Linked DNA regions of Homo sapiens: region 2 is linked to region 1. Evidence: read pairs that join two places in POLR2A ChIA-PET (ENCODE). Cell type or tissue: GM12878. All regions are shown on one strand.

Region 1 (4,000 bases):
TGACCTCAGGTGATGTGCCCGCCTCAGCCTCCCAAAGTGCTAGGATTACAGGTGTTGAGCCACCACGCCCGGCCTGATTCCACGTTGTAAATAATTTGTAAGTATTCAGTTTCTACATCTTTATCATCTGCTAAGAATTTTAAAATAATATTCTCTGTTCAGCTGTCAATGTTGAAACCCATATTTAGTATTACAAGCTTTTCCCTGGTTTTAGCTTTGCTTGGAGTTTTTTGACCCATGAATGTTATTTCTGTTTGTCAATAAGAAATGTAAGACTGGAATGTTAATAAATTTCAGTTTAGTTCTATAATGTCAAGAATTTAAAAATTTAAAAAATTACTGCAGGAAAAAGATAGCTATAAAAAGAAAAAAAAAAAAAGGCCCAGGGCTGGGCACGGTGCCTCACGCCTATAATCCCAGCACTTTGGGAAGCCAAGGTGGGTGGATCATGAGGTCAGGAGTTCAAGACCAGCCTGGCCAACAGGATGAAACCCCGTCTCTACTAAAAATACAAAAATTAGCTGGGCATGGTGGCACGTGCCTGTAGTCCCAGCTACTCGGGAGGCTGAGGCAGAAGAATTGCTTGAACCCAGGAGACAGAGGTTGCAGTGAGCCGAAATCACGCCACTGCACTCCAGCCTGGGTGACAGAGCAAGACTCTGTCTCAAAAAAAAAAAAAAAAAAAAAATTAGGCTGGGTAGGGCCAGGCGCGGTGGCTCATACCTGTAATCCCAGCACTTTGGGAGGCCAAAATGGGTGGATCACAAGGTCAGGAGTTCGAGACTAGCCTGGCCAACATGGTGAAACCCCGTCTCTACTAAAAATACAAAAATTAGCCAGGCATGGTGGCGTGTGCCTGTAGTCCCAGCTACTCAGGAGGCTGAGGCAGGAGAATCGCTTGAACCCGGGAGGCAGAGGCTGCAGTGAGCTGAGATCACGCCACTGCACTCCAGCCTGGGCAACAGAGTGAGACTCCGTCTCAAAAAAAAAAAAATTAGACTGGGCGTGGTGGTGTGCACCTGTATTCCCAATTACTCCGGAGGCTGAGGTGGGAGGATTGCTTGAGTCCAGGAGGCAGAGGTTGTAGTGAGCCATGATAGTGCCACTTCACTCCAGCTTGAGTGACAGAGTGAGACTCTGTTTCCAAAAAATAAAAAAATTTAAAAAATTGATTGGCTAAAAAATGCTTCATCTTAGATAAAGCTTGGAATTACTATCTTAAAAAATATTCAAGGGGCGGCCAGGCGCGGTTGGCTCACGCCTGCAATCCTAGCACTTTGGGAGGCCGAGGCGGGCGGATCACAAGGTCAGGAGATCGAGACCATCCTGGCTAACACGGTGAAACCCCGTCTCTACTAAAAATACAAAAAAATTAGCCGGGTGTGGTGGTGGGCGCCTATAGTCCCAGCTACTCGGGAGGCTGAGGCAGGAGAATGGGGTGAACCCAGGAGGCAGAGCTTGCAGTGAGCCAAGATCGCACCACTGCACTCCAGCCTGGGTGACAGAGTGAGACTCCGTCTCAAGAAAATAAATAAATAAAATAAAATAAAAAATATGCAAGGGACTGTATGGTTCTTATATATTCTCACAGGATTGGAAGGGCAATTTTGCTATGGAGAACCCACGAGTAGAAAGGTGGAGTGAGACCTGGTTATAGAGATTCTTGGAAGCTACGCAGAGTTTAGATTTGAGGTGGCAAGCCAACCTCTGAGCCTCAGTTTCCTCACTTGTAAATGGGGTCCATTCCAGGCTTTTAAATATTCTATGGTGGGACATAGGGATGGATCGACAGTGGAGGCATGATATAGTGATATAATGAAAGGAAGATCACTCTGACACCTGAATGCGAGCCATGATGGGACTGGCATGAGAAGCCATCAACCTTGGGGGACATTTCTAGGTGGAAGGAGAATGTATTTTCTAGTCTTTTAATTCCAGGGTGAGAAAATAACTCCTGTGTCCTTTCCATCACCCTGGACAAAGAAAAGTGTGTCCTGTCTCTGATGCCTTCACAGATACACATAAACCCTAGGGGCCATATGGAATGCACAGCATTTGTGGTCCCACGTCTTCTCTTTTTCTGTGGCTTGTATGTGAGGATGGATGGGGAAGTGGGGCTGGAGTACAAGAGGCGTGTTAGCAACTATTGCCAGGAGTCCACCTGGCCCAAGGGGTGCCTACTGAGTCGCCTCTCTAGTTCCTGCAGCAGAGGGGAAGGAGAGGGCGATGCCTGGCAGGCTGATTTCAGAAGACTGAGGAGGCCCCCACCTGCTGGCTAGAGGCTGAAATGGCTATGGAGAATCAAATTCAGAGGCAATCCAGCCTTCCCACTCTGCACTGTAAGTTGTTCAGGTACACAATAATCAGGCATCAGAGCAGGTTTTGGTAGCTGAAATCCCTGTCTGGTCTGGAACGGGCTGTAGATGCTTGGCAGGAATCAACTTTTCCCACTCTGAGCTGTCCCCCAGGGCAAATCTAGTCAAAATGAAGATTCAAGGAAGCTATTTTAGTCTAGGTTTGTGATTCAAGTAACGGAAACTGACTGATTTAAGCTGACTTAACTGACTTTCCAGAAAAGAAATTTATTAGTAGAATATAAGGGAGTACCTTAAATAATTGGGAGGTCGAGTGAGCTGTCTTGGAGGCTGTGTAGTCAGAAACAGTACCCAAATCAAGCCACACAACAGTTCTTGTGAACACACTCCAGCTGCCACCTGTGGGTACAGAAGCTGCTGCTTCCTTGGCTAATCTTACCAAATGCTGGATGCTGCTCTTACAACTGCTGCCCTGGCTGTCTCTGGAAATTGGGTGGAACTGCTGCTGCCACTCACCTGAATCAATTATGTGTGCTTCCTGGTTCATCTTTCCACCTTCCAATACATCTGATTGGTGTGCCTTGGTCATGTGACTGTGTCCTAGCTGCACAGGAGGCTGGAAGAAAATGCCTGTAGTTCCAGCTACTCTGGAGGCTGAGGTGGGAAGATTGCTGCTTCAGCCCAGGAAGCAGAGATTGCCGAGATCACTCCACTGCACTCCAACCCAGGCAACAGAGCAAGACCCTGTCTCAAAAAAAAAGAAAGAGAGAGAGAGAGAGAGAAAGAGGGAGAAGAAAGAAAGGAGGGAGGGAGAGAGAGAGGAAGGAAGGAAGGAAGGGAGGAAGGAAGGAAGGAAGGAAAGAAAATATATAGGGGAATGAAGTCAAATGTCAAACATCAGAAAAGCTCTTACATAGAAAATAATTTTGACTTAGTTTACCTCCAATGGGTAGAACTAAGATTATTGGGTAAGAGCATCAGAGGATATATGTTTTTTCTTAATATAAAGAAGATTTTTGTTGTTCTTAGAAAATAGCCAGGCAAGGTGGCTCACACCTGTAATCCCAGCACTTTGGGAGGCCAAGGCGAGTAAATCACCTGAGGTCAGGAGTTCCAGACAAGCATGGCCAACATGTTGAAACCTGTCTCTACTAAAAATACAAAAATTAGCCAGTGTGGTGGAGGGTGCCTGTAATCCCAGCTACTCGGGAGGCTGAGGCATGAGAATCGCTTGAACCTGGGAGGTGGAGGTTGCATTGTGCCTAGATCACGCCACTGCACTCCAGTCTGGGCGACACAGCTAGACTCCATCTCAAAAAAAAAAAGAAGAAGAAGAAGAAAATAAACAATGTTTCTATTATGGAAAAAAAGCATGCTCAGAAAAAAAACATAGAAAAACAATAACTTGCAGAACCACAATCCAAAGACAGTTACTGGTAACATTTTTGTGTGTTTCCTTTCAGTTTTTTTGTTTGTTTGTTTTTGTTTATTTTGGAGAGAGAGTCTTGCTCTGTTGTCCAGGCTGGAGTGAAGTGGCACGATCTTGGCTCACTGCAGCCTCCACCTCCTGGGATCACGCGATTCTCCTGCCTGAGCCTCCTGAGTAGCTGGGACTACAGGCGCCTGCCACTACGCCCGGCTAATTTTTTTTGTATTTTTAGTAGAGACGGGTTTCACCATGTTGA
Region 2 (4,000 bases), 320 kb before region 1:
GAGTAGAGCTTATGTTTAGAGGCACAAGGGGAAAGAAACATAGGAAGATAACTGGGATAATGCAATATCTTAGGAGCTAAGGCTGAATGTGACAGAAAACCCTCAATAACTCTGGTTGAACAAGATAGAAGTAAAGAGTGCTGGGCTCAACAACAGTTCATGACCATTAAGGACCCAGTCCCTTTCTGCCATCTCATGGTTCAAGATGGCTATCCAAGTTCAAGGCATCAGCATGGGAAGGAAGAAAGGGGAGAATGGCACTTTAAAGATAGTTCCCAAAAGTTACACATGCCACTTTCACTTATAACCCACTGGCCAGAACTTGGTCATGTGTTTACACCTTGCTACAAAGGAGGTGGGAAATAATTGTCTTTATTCTAGGTGGCTGTGAACCTGTCTAAAAGTCCCATAACCAAGGAAGGAAGGGGAGAGTGAGTACTGGGGGCAATGGACAAACAGTATCCATTGATCTAGAAAGAGCTAGAAGGATGAAAACTAGAAAAAGGGTTAGGCAGTTAGAAGGCCATTGGTAAAGCCTAAATGGGGTCTAATTTCTAAGGTAGGAGAGAAGTGATGAAATTACCCCCCAATTTTTACATGGTGTTGAGAGTAGTCATTAAAAAAGTTTGATCTGTCTTCTCGGGAAATTGGTGTGATTGTCCTCCAAAAAGTGCAGGTGCTGTGGGTAAAGATGATGGCTTAAAGAGAGCAGAAGAGATGAGGAAATCGATCTTACATAGTTTTCAAGAGATGAATGAAAAGCTCACTGAGCCTGGTAATCAAGCTGGCATTTGAATTATTGCTCTAGCACTTACTGGATGGTGACTATTATTTAGGGAATCATTTAACTTCTTTAAGCCTCAGTTTCTACATGTAGAAGGGATACTAATTCTTACCTCATGGTTGTTGTGAATATTAAAAAGAAAATGCTTGGCATAGTGTCTGGCACAGAAGGAGTAGTACTCAATAAGTAGTAGCTGTTGGAAGCCAGCTGAGTTAGGTGAATTGGTAGAGGACTCAAGTCAGTTGTTTCTTGAGTATTTAAAAGGGCTCAACATTCCAGCAACTGGAGAAGAGAAAGCAAATGGCTATGAATACCCACTACAAGAACTGGCAGAAGATCAAGGGGAGCAAAGACAGCAAATATGCTATTAAATTAGGCATGGTTAGAAATCGTGGCTGGTTGGAAGCTGATCCAGGCAAAGCTGGTATATTGAAAACTAGGGAAGTTTGGGGGCCAGAGGTCAGAGGTCCAATGACAGGTAGAGAACAGACGCTTTAGGAGTTCAAGAAGAAGGGGGAGATGTAATGAGGTAATCAAGACCAAGTCAATGTGAAACAGTCCGAAGTCCCAAAGCTGGGCTATACCTATGGGCCCCAAGGTGAGTACAGATGGCTCCTAATCTGAAGATTCTCCACTGTGCTATTACATGTAATCCCAAACCAAACTTATAAGAATACTGGCCTTCCCTGGCATTTGAGTTTTATTCTGCCTCTTTAAAAGGGCTACTCAGAATAAATCAGTCTCCTTTGCAGAGTCAGGAGAAGGGAAACCAGCCTCTCTGTGCAGTGTTAGCATGATGAGCTAAGAGTTCAGAAATGACTGTAAATGAAAAATGGTGATAATGATAGCAGCTATCATTTACTGAATGCTTCCCACGGGCCAGCTGCCATGCTGATTTCCTTTATGTTGATTATGTCATTGTATATCTTGTGACAGATCTTCAGGGTAGGGGCTATTTTTGTCCCTGTTTCAGAGCTGAGGAAGAAAAGGTTAGGTATTGGAGCTGAGACTTAAACCCTAGTGTGACTGAATCCAAAGCCTGTACTTTTAACCATGAGGCTAAAACCATTTCATCAAAAGCCTTTCTGCTATTCATGTTCTTAACATCATAGAACTGGTAGGGACTATAGAGAGGTCCTTTAATCACAGATTCAAACTAGCCTAAATCCCAAAGCCCTGGAGAATGCATCCCAGGCATTCATTTTTTGAAAGAGACCTAGAGAGGAAAAGTCACGGGGCTGGAACTAAAACATGGGCTTCTTGAATCCCTGTCTAGCTCTTATTCTATTTCTCAGGTTGCCGTGGACCAAAATGAACTCTCAGTCTATTTGTCTTATCAAATTGCAGTCTTCAGCAAGTGTCTGAATAACTTGGTCAGGACCTTCCTTCCAGGAAGAGCCTGGTGACCCTCTGAAAGCAGCCATGTACTTGGGAGTTCTCCTGCACACCCATGGTTTTTGATGCTCACTATAGTGACTAGGCAGCTGGAGGATTCCAATCCTAATGATACGGAGAACACAAAACAATATGAGACACTGGGTCCCCCAGCCTTCTTCTCTGGGCCTGAGGGGAGATTTGAATTAGCAACTCCTCACATGAGCTGCATTCTTTAGCCTTAATTTAAGTGGGCAGAGGTGAATGAAAATGTGTAAATGTTGAAGTGTTATTATTCAAAAGCCCTTGAGATCCCATAGCTCATCGTAGTAATTAAAATGCAGCACAGAAGACCCCTTGCTTCAGTAGCTCACAGGGTATAAGGAAAATGAATGAGGATCACAAGTTGATGGGATTGGGAATTAGCATGCTGGTGTGCCATATTGAGTAGAACAGCTGGCCTCGATGTATGGGTAGCATAAGAAACAGGCCTCCCTCCCTGTGTGCCACTATCTCCTTGTTTCTCTCCTAGAAGGGCAGACTGTGGGGAGGGCAGAGCTCGGGGAACATGGGAAGTAGTGTAGGAGAAAGGCCTAAGGGTCTCTTCTGCAACTTCACTAGTCCCTGGGCGTGAGGTTTGTTGCCCAGGGTGGTCTCTAACTCCTGAGCTCAAGTGATCCTCCTCTCTCAGCCTCCCAAAGTGCTGGGATTACAGGCATGTACTGCCACACCTGGCCCTTCTCTGCCTTTTCTAATGTATTTTTACTTCTCTGTAAGCCTGACAAGGTCTTATTTCTCCTTCAGTGCTCAGCTCGAAAGCTACCTCTTCTGAGAAGCCTTCTGGTTCGAAGTAATCAGGCTTTCCTTTTTGTCTGCCAAGCATATGATTTATGCCTGTCTTAAAGCATCTATTGAGGCAGACTTGGTGTCTTTATTTTTTTTATTTTTTATTTTTTGGTGAGACAAGGTCTCGCTGTGTCTCCCAGGCTGGAGTGCAGTGGCATGATCACAGCTCACTGCAGCCTTGAATTCCTGGACTCAAATTATCCTCCCATCTCAACCTCCCAAGTAGCTGGGACAGCAGGTGTGCACCACCACACCCAGCTAATTTTTAAATTGTTTATAGAGATGAGGTCTCGCCATGTTGCCCAAGCTGATCTTGAACTCCTGAGCTCAAGCAATCCTCCCACCACAGGCTCCCAAAGCGTTGGGATTACAGGCGTGAGCCACCACACCCGGCCTCTTTATCCTCATATCCACCTGGGTGCCTCCTGAGGACAGACACTTCATACATTTGTCCATGGGATGAGTGGTTACAGTGACAGTTCTGGGGCCTGTCTCAGAGTTTCTCACTTCAGCCCTCTCACCATATTACCTTCTGTCCCTTCCTTCTGCTGTTCAGAGTTATAAGGATGGTGAAGGTAATGAATGCTTGTGAAGTGCTTTATATCTTACAGAGTACTTTCATGTACCTTATCTTTGATGATCCTTGTGACAGACCTGTGAGGAACGGAGAAGTAGTTGGTCTCATCTGTGAGCAAAGTGTGTTGTAACGGACCCTGTGTGGAGGATAATAACAATTTCAACATCTATTGAGAGCGTGGCATGTGCTAGACACGGTTCTTAATGCATTACACGTATAATTTAATTACCGCAACAATCCCCCAATTAAGATCCCAGAATTGCACAAAGAAGTGATTTGCTTAAAAACTGCTTCTTGATCAGTATATTCTATTGTTAGCACCTTGTCCCTAAGAGACCTTATATTATCCTTACTTTGCAGAAGGAAGAAACCATTGAGTAATTCTTTTCCCACCCATTGATCTGCCAAAAAAAACTCAT

What was found. Peaks named below come from ENCODE experiments on the same cell type or tissue, not always from the same donor. Only the 100,000 strongest peaks of a DNase experiment are listed, where the experiment ranks them.
Region 2: POLR2A ChIA-PET joins it to region 1 with 5 read pairs; 1 of 35 experiments calls an interaction of 5 or more read pairs at or near these places.

Annotation. Positions count from the first base shown.
Region 1 is chr6:35,325,375-35,329,374 of GRCh38, forward strand. No RefSeq gene overlaps it. Among named protein-coding and RNA genes, the nearest start is that of PPARD, 15 kb to the right of the region's middle. RefSeq lists a silencer at 2,325-2,384. In GM12878, a CTCF peak has its summit at 2,274 (motif pointing left); a DNase peak (open chromatin) is centred at 2,264.
Region 2 is chr6:35,010,196-35,014,195 of GRCh38, forward strand. The region is part of intron 10 of ANKS1A (ankyrin repeat and sterile alpha motif domain containing 1A); the gene reads left to right. Among named protein-coding and RNA genes, the nearest start is that of ANKS1A, 120 kb to the left of the region's middle. In GM12878, no CTCF peak of the experiment used is centred here; a DNase peak (open chromatin) is centred at 1,633.